2 separate regions of the Homo sapiens genome follow, and region 2 is linked to region 1. The links are chromatin contacts, found by POLR2A ChIA-PET in ENCODE. All regions are on one chromosome and are shown on one strand. Each heading gives the region's core, a stretch centred on a gene start or an enhancer-like site at or near the end of the contact. The rest is flanking DNA. Distances are from core to core; before and after follow the strand shown.

What was found. ChIA-PET counts read pairs that join two places held with the same protein, here RNA polymerase II (POLR2A).
Region 2: POLR2A ChIA-PET joins it to region 1 with 17 read pairs in BJ. The contact joins the promoter of PKM here to the enhancer-like site in region 1. POLR2A ChIA-PET finds 5 or more read pairs at or near these places in 2 of 52 experiments (BJ and activated CD4-positive, alpha-beta memory T cell).

The regions. Positions count from the first base shown.
Region 1 is chr15:31,439,402-31,445,282 of GRCh38, forward strand. No RefSeq gene overlaps it. Among named protein-coding and RNA genes, the nearest start is that of KLF13, 120 kb to the left of the region's middle. RefSeq lists an enhancer at 1,221-1,721. Within about 2 kb of position 1,515, at least 26 of the 41 ENCODE cell types and tissues checked have a DNase peak (open chromatin) inside an H3K27ac peak, as active enhancers do.
Region 2 is chr15:72,227,436-72,233,349 of GRCh38, forward strand. It overlaps PKM (pyruvate kinase M1/2), which reads right to left and starts at 3,755. Exons shown (of 11, transcript NM_002654.6): 1 at 3,681-3,755. RefSeq lists an enhancer at 985-1,244 and silencers at 2,627-3,136, 3,697-4,196.

The DNA of each region.
Region 1 (5,881 bases), core at 265-2,764:
ATCTGACTCTCCTCTCCTTCCAGACCCCTGGGAGATGACACTCCTGAATCCCTCACAGGGAGCGAGGTCATGTCATGGATGAAGGCTATGTCACCTCCAGGGGGAGGCATTTACCCGCCAATCTGACTCTCCAGGTCCTCTCATTCTTCCCACCCACAGTGACCATGGAGGAGGCCTCGGGTGGAGACCTGCCACCAGGGCGACTGCTCCTTCAAGAGTTGCCCATGTCTGAAGTGCACTTTATGTGAGGGGAAACGCACCTTCGCTGTGCTCAGCCTTGAGGTTAGGTGCTGTTTGGTGCTGCAGCACGTGTTGGCCTCCCCTGACACCTCAGCTATCCCTGGGCAATCTGAGGCCCCACCGCCCCCATGATAGCTCCTCTGCTCCTTCTCTCAGTCTCTTGGGATCTGCACCATGCCTCCCTCCTCTATCAAATATTCCTGGGCTGGCTGATTGAAATACTAATATGAGCTAATATCTTTTTTTAATTTAAATTGATGAAATTGTATATATGTATGGTATACAACATGATGTGCGATATACAGTATGTATACATTGTGGGTGTCTAAATCAAGCTAATTAACATATCCATTACCTCACCTACATTTTGGTGTAAGAACACTTAAAATGTACTCTCAGCAATTTTCAAGTCTATAATACGTTGTTATTAACTATAGTCGCCATACTGTACAATAGACTTCCTGAATTTATTCCTCCTCTTTAACTGAAATTTTGTATCTTTTTTTTTTCTTTTCTTTTTTTGAGACGGAGTTTCGCTCTTATTGCCCAGGCTGGAGTGCAATGGCATGATCTCGGCTCACGGCAACCTCCGCCTCCCGGTCCAAGCGATTCTCCTGCCTCAGCCTTCCGAGTAGCTGGGATTACAGGCATGCACCACCATGCCCGGCTAATTTTGTAGTTTTAGTAGAGACGGGGTTTCTCCATGTTGGTCAGGCTGGTCTCGAACTCCCGATCTCAGGTGATCCGCCCGTCTTGGCCTCCCAAAGTGTTGGGATAACAGGCGTTAGCCACCGCGCCCGGCCGAAATTTCGTATCCTTTGACCAACATCTGGAACCCCTTCCCCGCTCCCCCTACCAGCTAAGTTCTTAATGGCTGATGTGGGTTAATCGTGTTATGCTATTGGTTAGCCTTATTTCCCACCAAACCTTCCTTTAGGCTTAACCTAGCCCCTTGAGCTTCCTCCGGGGTCCTCTCCTGGGCCTGCGCTGTCCTGCTCCCTGCGTGGGCCTTGCTCCCGGGTGCACAGGTGCACTACGGCCATCCTTCAAGGCAGGATCAAATTCCTCGTGGACTTTCCCAGCGTCCAGACCCCAAGCCTGGGCTCTGGCAGCTGGCTCCTTTCTTGCAGGTCTCTTGGAATCGCTTCGCGCTTGCCGGCCTGGTTGTGGACTGAGGGCTCCTGGAGGGCAGGTCAGGGGTCCAGCCCCACCCCCCACGCCTGTGGATTCTCATCTGCGCTCGGGTCCCGCGTTGGCGGAACTGTGGAAGCTTCAGGCCACCCATCCGAGTCACGCGGACTAGGATGCCCCGCCCCAGTCTTTGGCTGGGGGTGGGAGGGTGGGGGAAGGGCCGGAGTACCGGGGGCCTCTGCGCAGTCCCCGCTCCTGTGGCCGATGTGGCTGCCGGGCGGGCAGCAGGAGAGAGTGGTCCGCGCTGACCCGCGGGCCCTTCGCTGTCCGGGCACCGCCCCAGCGGAGCCAGCGGAAAGCGCGAGTCAGAGTCGCGCGGTTTCGAGGTCAGGGTGACCCGCGAGCGTGGGCGGCGCCTGCAGACCCGCTCCAGAGACGCCCGGTGCCCGCGCCCGGGACCCTGTCCACGCGGCCTCCGCGCTGCGCCGCACCTCCCCCCGCAACCCACCCGGCGTCAGCTTCTCCAGAACCTAGATTTAAATCGGGAAACTGGCTGGACACCAGGATGCAAAGAAAGTCCTTTAATTAAAAAAGAAGCACATGAATGAAAGGAAAAGCGAGGGACATTAGGGTGGGCGAGTTGGTCCCAGAAAGCCCTTAATGTCTTTTTTTTTTTTTTTTTTGACGGAGTCTTGCTCTGTCTCCCAGGCTGGAAGTGCAGTGGTGCGATCTTGGCTCACTGCAACCTCTGCCTCCCGGGTGCAAGCAATTCTCTGCCTCAGCCTCCCGCCACCAAGTCCGGCTAATTTTTGTATTTTTAGTAGAGACGGGGTTTCACCATCTTGGCCAGGCCACTCCTGACCTCGTGTAACACCTGCCTCGGCCTCCCAAAGTGTTGGGATTACAGGCGTGAGTCACCGTGCCCGGCCCTTTATTTTTATTATTCTTTTGAGGCAGTGTCTTGCTCTGGAGGAGTGCAGTGTGGCGATCTCGGCTCCCTGCAGCCTCAGAACTCCTGAGCTCAAGCAAGCCTCCTTCCTCAGTCTCCTGAGTAGCTGGGACCACAGGCACGCACCACCACACAGGTTGTTTGTTTTTGTAGAGAGGTGTCTCACTATGTTGCCCAGGTTGGCCTTGAACTCCTGGGCTCAAGCCATCCTCCTGCCTCACCTCCCAAAGTGGTGGGATTACAGGTGTGAGCCAGGGCGCCCGGCCCCTGTTGATGATATGTTTACATGGCTACAGGGACAGGATAGCTAGTTCACATGAATGCCACTGGCTAAATACGTCCTTGCCAGTATTGGGAGAAGGGCTGCTGCCGGCGGTGGTGAGGGTGATGATGGTAGCCACTGTTTCTATCTTGAGCGCCTAGTGTGTCCAGAGACTTTGCTGAGCGGTTTGCATACAGGGTCTCTATCCTGACTACAGCCCCGCGAGGGTATATCGATTCTTATCCTAACAACAACATTTTACATTGCTGTATAACACATATCAGTCTAAGGCACAATCTCTCGGCCTTTGACGTCACACTTGCTTTTCCTTAATTTCTTCCTTGATGCCCTTTTGCAGTCACTATGGCTGTGTGCCAACCCACCTGGAAACTTAGTGGCTTGACAATGATAACATTTCTTTTACTCTTGAATCTCTGCAAATTGGGTGGGGTTGGCTGGCGGAACGGTTTTAAAGACCCTGCTCTGAGGAGTGTTTTTCCATGACAAAAACCAGTCTCTGTCTGGGGCCACCGAGGCTTGGAGGAAACTGACTGCCAGGACCCAGAGAGCCACATCGTGTTTGATAATTCTGCACCCTAATGCTGGAGGGGGCGCCGATCAGGAGCCTGAGCCCCGCAAATAATAAATGACCCGATCCAAGTCATGCAAAATTACAAAGCAGTTACATTAGGTAGGAAGAGGGGAGACTTGGGTACAAATTGGTACCATAGGCTTCTCTATGACGGTCTGATTTACAGTCATCCAGCAGATGGAGGGAGACAGGGAGCTCAGAGAGGCTTAGCTGTCAGCAGCTGGGCTGGGATCCTAGTCTCCCCACCCTGTGCCTGCAGGGGGACCAGTCTCTTCTCAGAGCAGCCCTTAGTGTTATTTATCAAGACTAGACATTTTTTTCTCATGTAATTCACTTACAACTTTTGTTTTTGTCCTGACGTGTGTGTCTTTTAAAGCACATTCCTCGCATCTTATTTCTGTTTTTCTGACTTCATCTGTTGACTACTCATCACATGTCTATTCATTTCTTCTTGCTTAGTAATAAAAACAGGCTGTGGCCATGTCCCATAAGTTTTGCTGGGCAATTTTCTCATCATTCCCGTCTTATGTAAATGCAGTTTTGTTTTTCTCGGTGAGCTGACATTTCTTTAGGACAGTGGTTTTATTTCTAAGTTTCAAGGGGTTAGATGTTTAAAATTGGGGTGTGATTTACATACATGGCATTTTAAAAATTAAACTTTTAGTTATTGACTTGAAGATTTATTACATTGAGGTTTTTAACCTTATTACCTTTTTTGCCTTTTGGTATTTATTGAGGTTTCTCTGTGGCCCAATATTTCATCGATGTGTATAAATATTGCTTGAATTCTGGAAAGGAAAGTTCTCTGTCTTTGGTGGGTTTTTTTTTTTTTTTTTTTTTTTTTGAGACAGAGTCTCGCTCTGTTGCTCAGGCTGGAGTGCAGTGGCACAATCTTGGCTCACTGCAACCTCTGCCTCCCAGATTCAAGTAATTCTCGTGCCTTAGCCTCCCCAGTAGCTGGGATTACAGGTGCCTGCCACCATGCCTGGCTAATTTTTGTATTTTTAGTAGAGACGGGGTTTCACCATGTTGGCAAGGCTACTCTTGAACTCCTGACCTCAAGTGATCTGCCCCCACTTGGCCTTCCAAAGTGCTGGGATTACAGGCGTGAGCCACCATGCCTGGCCAGTTCTCTATTTTTATATAAAATTTAACATAGATATGACTCATATGTCATAGCCTATAACCACAAAGTCATATGCACACTCATGTTACACCCAGATTATGAAGGCCTGTTGAGACTCCCACCCTCCCTCCCTCCCGTCCCATTGCCAAGGGCACAGTCCTCCATGGAATATGGCTTATGTCCCTACAGCAGTGGAAAGATCAAAGGTACAAACCCAGCTCGAAGCTAGACTTTCTCACCTAGACCAAGTAAGGCTTCCTTTGTTCCCTAATCTGGGCTCTAAGACTTCCTCTTCAACAGTTAGATGACCTCAGACTATGACCTCATGGCCTAGAAATTTACCAGATTGCTCAAGAAAATCTTGGTTTTGGGCCCTCAAACCGATCTCAATCCCAGGAGCTCAAACAGAGCCCAAAAGCCCCAAGAGAGAACCTTTGCCATGGTGTTTCTTCAACCTCACCCACCCACCAGCCTGCATGTGGTCCTCAAGAAAGACTGTTTCCCTTAAAAAAAGAAAGAGTTCACATGACAACTGATGTCTCTGAACAAACGTGTGTGTGTGTGTGTGTGTGTGTAGGTGTGTGTCGGGGGGTCGGGGGGTGGGGGTTGACTTCATTAGCAGTGTCTATTCAATCAGCGATATTGATTACATTATTCAAGGCCTTCATATGCCTGTGGATTTTTAATATACTGCCTCCATCAAAAAGGTGTGAGTGAGGCTGGGCGCAGTGGCTCAGGCCTGTAATTCCAGCACTTTGGGAGGCCGAAGAGGGCGGGTCACGAGGTCAGGAGCTCGAGATCATCCTGGCTAACACAGTGAAACCCCATCTCCACAAAAAATACAAAAAATTAGCCGGGCATGGTGGCAGGCGCCTGTAGTCTCAGCTACTCCGGAGGCTGAGGCAGGACAATGACCTGAACCTAGGAGGCGGAGCTTGCAGTGAGCCGAGATCACGCCACTGCACTCCAGACTGGGCAACAGAGTGAGACTCCCTCTCAAAAAAAAAAAAAAAGTGCGAGTGATACAGTAAAACCTCCCCGTGCAATTGCATTTTTGTCAATTTCCCTTTGTATTTTTTAAAGTTTTCATTTAATACATTTTAGTGGAATAATATTTCCCATGTAAGAAGGATTGTGGAAGTTGTCATTTCATGATTTAGAAAAATAAAATGACCACCTTTGCCTTATTTTCATAGTTGTTGTTTTAGATTCTATTTTCTGTGATTTTTTTTTAAATGTAACATCTGTTCTTTTCACTTACTTGTTTGCAGTAGACCTAGAACATTTTCGTTTGTTCCTTTGCTTTCATTAGCAAATCCACAGTGAGCATCTCCTATATGTATGCCACGTGGTGTCTCAGAACTGGGCTTTGCAGAGTGTCATAGAGACATGGTTCCTACCTTCGTGAATCACATTCCATGCCTCACTCTATTTTAACTGTGTCTCTTATAGCCAGCATATAGTTGGATATTATTTTTTGAGTTTAGTCAACCAATTATGTCTTAGTATAGAGGTATTTGAACTACCCACATTTGTCACTATAACTAATACTTTCGGTATTATTTTTGTTATGCTGTTTCA
Region 2 (5,914 bases), core at 2,505-5,004, about 41 Mb after region 1:
TGACTTGCCTTCATAAAAGCTGAAGCAGGCCAGGTGCAGTGGCTCACGCCCGTAATCCCGGCACTTTGGGAGGCCGAGGCCGGTGGATCACCTAAGTCAGGAGTTCAAGACCAGCCTGGCCAACATGGTGAAACCCCATCTCTACTAAAAATACAAAAATATTAGCTGGGCGTGGTGCAAGTGCCTGTAATTCCAGCTACTTCGGGAGGCTGAGGCAGGAGAATTGCTTGAACCCAGGAGGTGGAGGTTGCAGTGAGCCGAGATCACACCATTGCACTCCAGACTGGGCAACAAGAGCAAAACTATCTCAAAAAAAAAAAAAAAAAAAAAAAAAAAAAACAAAAAACTGAAGCAAAATAAACTAAAACCCAAGTAAAGTGAGTTTGTAATGTAAGTGCTGCATTTTCTTCTACCTTCCTGCCCACGGCCGTTTCCTCATTTCTTCCATTGCCTCAATATTAAGAAATAAACAGCTTTAGGAAATAAAATGGTTTTTCCTGTGACCCCACATCAGTGTCACAACATTCAAGGCACAGAAGCAACTCCCATAAAGTGCTAGCTGTTTAGAGTCACCGCCACCAAATTTGCTAAGTCACTGGGGGTACGGTTCTTAAAGAGCTAATGATGCTCTTTGCTAAAATATGAATACAACATTATTTCTAATGCAATGCTTAAAATGAAAGCAGTTGTGCTAGACAGGAGACCAACATCCATACATTTTGGCTCAAGTCAGTAACTGAGAAATGAGTTCAAGAACCTTCTTTAAGTCATCATTAATCAAGTCCCAGGAGAGGCGGCTGTGCCCGCTACAAAAGGGCCAGGAATGAAGCTGCACAGACGGCATTAGCTGGGCACCGGGCTCTGCCAGTCTACACTTAAGCTCTTAAGGCAGTACAGAGAACCAGGTGACCCGGACCAATCATTTTTTAATTAGTTGTGGCTTTTTTTTTTTTTTTTTTTGAGAAGGAGTCTCGCTCTGTCGCCCAGGCTGGAGTGCAGTGGCGCGATCTCGGCTCACTGCAAGCTCCGTAGTTGAGGCATTTTTAATTAGGGGAAATGCATGCTTCATTATCTGACTCACTGAAAGGGGAGAAGGGACTTTTTAAGCCTGCAAGAACCACAATGTAGTTTCCCCACTCACCCAGCGAAGATAATTCTCTCAAAAGCAGAATAATTGAAAGGTTGAGTCATCTTCCCCACAGAGCCCCACTCCCCCACAGATTTGGTGATACGTTACATTTCCCTTCCCCACAAGACAGCCCACTCCTGCCCCCACAGCACCTCAGGCCACCAAAGGGCAAATTATTTGCTAACAACGCTGCAGCAGGGGAGTCCTGACCTCCATCTCCTCTGTGACCTAGGGAGTGGCCACACCCTCAAGACGGCCAACTGGGGGCTACTGACCCTGGCTCCAATCCTAATCTCACCAGCAGGCAGAGCAAGTCAAGGGCTGGAATGTTCCTCTGGTAGGTAGTATTCTACTTACAGCGGAACACCAAAGGCTTAACTCAGCCCCTCCTTGCCTGCCTTTGTCTACAGGTCCCAATCTCAGATGACCAAAAAGCATCTGCTCCAAGCAGAGAGTTGGAAAGTTACATTATCAGTTACTTTGTCAATATTAAACCAGATCCCTTGGGGAACTGGTTTCCAGGAGACACGTGGTTATTCAGAGAGCCTGATTCCTCACGATTAGCTGTAGGCGTTTGGGGACAGTAGGAAGACAATGGATCAAGGCCCTTATGCTCAATTGTGGACTAAGTAATTGTGCTCAAAAATAATATATTCAGTCACAGGCTTTTCTTCTGGGTATTTCGCCAGAGATTAGACACTTACTGAGTGTGCCACATCCACGTAAGCATGAATCCTTTCAACCATCATGAGGAAAATGTTACTCCCAGTTTTCCCAGGGGAAACTGAGGTGTAGAGGCTGAACTCCTTCAGAGTCTCAGGAAATTAATGAGTCAAACCTGATTCTAAACGCCTTTTTGACAACTTCCCAATGTCTCTCTCCACGTGGACCTTCACTGTCGGCCTCACTTTAACCCGTACCAGCAAAGGTCCAAGCCCTGGGTCTGGAGTACGTAGATTAAGAAGCCAAGGGATGCCCTTACATGACTGAGTCTTTAAATGATCTTCAGACTGGAAGGTGCTTTCCTGCATCTTCTAATCCAGTGTGCTTGCCACCTGGTGAGACCTTACGAGGCTTCCTGTCCCCCTCCCTCCCACAGCAGGAAGCTCGTACCCCACTCCCAGCATTACAGGAGATACATTTTAAGATTGTGAGCTCGGTGGGCTATGACTCGTCTAGTCATCCTGGTCTCTAACTCTGACCCCCAAACAGCCCTTGACCCACACCGTTTGCGTTCAGTGAACGCGACAGATTTCCTGCCCCCTCCGTAACCAGATCCCCACCCCACCCCGCGGCCTCCGCGTTCCACAATCAGGACGCATTTGTTAAAAAATGTGCCGGATAATTAAAAAAAAAAAAAAGAAAGAAAAAAGAAAGGAAAAGAAAGAAACGTGCCGGAGAGGCGCGGAACGGGCGAGGGCCAGGAGGCCCCAGCAAAGCCTGCAGAGGTTTATCCCGCCCGTTACGAGGCCCAAGGCCATCGCCCGGTGAAGCGGGGTGGGCCCTGGGCGCGGCCGCTACGTGCAGCCCGGCCGCGGCGAGATGGAGCGTGGTCCCTGGCGGCCACCCGGCAAGGGCCGGTCGAGCTCTCGGGCCCCGAGCCATTCCCAGGCCCTCGCAGGCCGCCCATCTAATCCCGGCCACAGGGGACGGCACCGCGCCGCAGGGGCAACCGCCCTGCCTCCCGGCAGCGGGGCAGGCCAACGTTACGTAAGTCTCCAGCTGCCCCCGGGCCGCCGCATCCCGCCCGCCGCGCGGGGCACCCAGCCCAGCCCTCCGCCCGCCCGCCCCGGACACGGGGCCTCAGCACCGCCCGAGCCTGCTGGGAGCTGGGAGGCGGTGATGGAAAAGGGGGGTGGGACCGCGCTCGGAGACCGGAGCAAGTGGGCGGGCGCGACCAGAGCAGAGAGGGAGGGAGGGAGCGGACACGCCAGGCGAGGAAGGGGATGCGGGGGAGCGGACGTGACCAGCAAGCAGGGGGAGGGGCGGCGAGAGGGAACTGGGGCGCGGGAAGGGCGGTCGCGCATGAATGGAGAATGGACGCGGGAGGGGAACCAGAACGCAGTTTCAATGAGTTACACAGAAAGCATTAGAATCAGGGGACACGCACAGCTTGAAGAGGAGGGGGTGGAAGGACCAGACTTAAGGAGGAAGAGGGGAAAACGAGCACGGAACAGGCGGCGCGGAGAAAGGGGAAGCAAGGGTGGAATCAATCACGAGGGACCGAGAGAAGGCAGGCGAGGATGGAGGCGCATTGAGGATTGGGGCAGGAGGAAGAGGATGGGACCAGAATGAGGGGGTAGGGCTGGGGCGGGAAAGGAGCCGGCGGACCCGCCTGATCTGGAAGGAACGGCGCTGGGGACTTCTGAAGAGCAGGCCCCAGGCGTGAGGAGCCGTTCTCCTCTCTCTGAGCTCCACTGCATCCCAGACGCCCTGGATCCTGCGCCGCCCTGCCTGCGTGCCCGGGGCCGGCCGGCGCGCCGGGATTCCGCACTAGCCGGGCGACTGGCCCTTGGTGGGGACTGATGGCGTAGCCTCCTGCACCGCTCACCTCCGGCGCTGACCGACTCGGGCTACGCTGCAAAGACGAAGAGATCCGGAGCCACGGCGCGTGCAGCTGCTGTGCAAGGAGCCACTGCCTCAGCCTCAAGGTTATCCCGCTGCGGGCCGCCGCAATCCCTCCGCCGCCCCGCCCTCTGCCCAATCCCGGCTCCGGGCGACCCGGGCCCCGCCCCCTGCGTCCCCGCGGGCGCAGTCACCTTCAGGAGGAAGCGCGGCGGCGGCGGCGGAACGCGCGGGCAGGTTGCCCTTTCGGTGGGACTAAATTCTGCGGCGGAAGGACACAGATTCAGAGTCACATTTTAAGAAACCTGATGACCAATGGGGACGCGGCGGGGCAACGGGGCCCGCCCCCGGAGCGACTTTCCTCCCAGACCCCCGGGCGCCGGGCCACCTGTTGCCGCCAAGTTGGGCTGCCAGATGGGGTGTCTTTTCTTGGCTCTCGGCCCAGGCCACCCCAGCTGTCCCGGCCTACCTGGGCAGGGCCCAGATTTATGGGTTCCGGGGCAGCATTCTCCCGGCCCCGCCCTGCCACTCCCCACTCCTCCGGGTGTCTGCTCTGGCGCACCCTCGGAGACTGAGCTGAACGGAAAGTTGGGGAGAGCTGCAGACTTGTGCGTGGTTGGAGGTCCTGGCCGCCTTCGGAGGGGCTCTGGCACTGGAGCGGCAGTAGGGAGAACTAGGGACTGCGAAGTGGGCCTGGAGCGGGAGCGCGAGGCCGTTTTCCTCTTAGGACCATTCATTGTGTTAGGACCGCGGAACAAGGAAGGACCGGTTGGGGCCATGTGAATAATTTAGTAGGGTCTGGAATCCTGCAGAGCGAATGCCTCAGAGTAGAAAGTAAATAGACGGTGTTGATATTAGCGCAGAGCTGGGCATCTGGAAATATCAAGTCAGAACATTAGGGCCGATAACCTATGCAGGAGTCAGCATTTCTGTTTTCACCTTTGTCGTGTTTAAGTCAGTATTGTTGGAACTTTTCTTACATTTTTCTACAAGACATTTTCTGATTTCCCAGTTGTTAGCCAGCAACTAATGATGCGAGCAGTTATCAATTAAACAGCTGTTAACTCTTGCCTTCATTCACAGATACAATGTTGCGCATTCAAAATGTGAAGACCGTTCTCTTAGGTTCTTTTTTTATTTTCCTGGCAAAAGAGACCAAATGGGTGTGACCTGCTCAGGCATACCCGCTGCCTGCAGCTGAATCACAGGCCTTCATTCGCTTCCTGTTAGCTCAGATAAGCTGGGAGGAGACAGTGACAGCCTAAAAGTAAATTTCTGTTTGAAGTGAGATAAAAATCTTTCACTTTCTTCTGTAAGTCTTTCCTGGTCCCTTTAGTTGTTGTTGGGAAGGAAATGCTTGATTATTAAGGTGGTGAAAGAACATGAAGTTGTTGAGAAGGAAAAAAGACATGCCCCCCTAGGGAGGGTTAGATTCCTCTCTATCAGAGAAAGAGGGATGGCATAAAAGTCCCTCCCTGGCCCCTGAGCTGAGGACAAACTAAGAACAGTGGTGGACAACACTGGGATGGCAAGGATCTGGCCGATGCTGGACTATATTGTATTTTAAAGTTCTAAATTGTCTGGGTGCAGTGGCTCACGCCTGTAATCCCAACACTTTGGGAAGCCGAGGCCGGCGAATCACATGAGGCCAGGAGTTGAGACCATCCTGGCCAACGTGGCGAAACCCCGTCTTTACTAAAAATACAAAAACTAGCTGGGCATGGTGGTGCACGTCTGTAATCCCAGCTACTCGGGAAGCTGAGGCAGAATCGCTTGAATCCGAGAGGTGGAGGTTGTAGTGAGCAGAGATCACTCCACTGCACTCCAGCCTCCGTGACAGAGCCAGACCTTGTCTCAAAAACAAACAAACGAAAAAGTTCTAAATCTAGATATGTTCACAAGACTGAAATGTACATGTAGAGTTGATGGCAAACTAACTCCTCAGTTGCAGATTTTGATCTGACAGTTCTAGAAATGCTGTCCACGAGCCTCTGGCAGAGACAAATCCAGCGAATCGTTGCTCACATTAGGTGCATAGTAGGCCGGGTGCGGTGGCTCAGGCCTGTAATCCCAGCACTTGGAGGCAGAGGCGGTAGGATCACGAGGTCAGGAGATCGAGAGCATCCTGGCCAACATGGTGAAACCCTGTCTCAACTAAAAATACAAAAATTAGCCGGGCATGGTGGCGGGCGCCTGTAGTCCCAGCTACTCGGGAGGCTG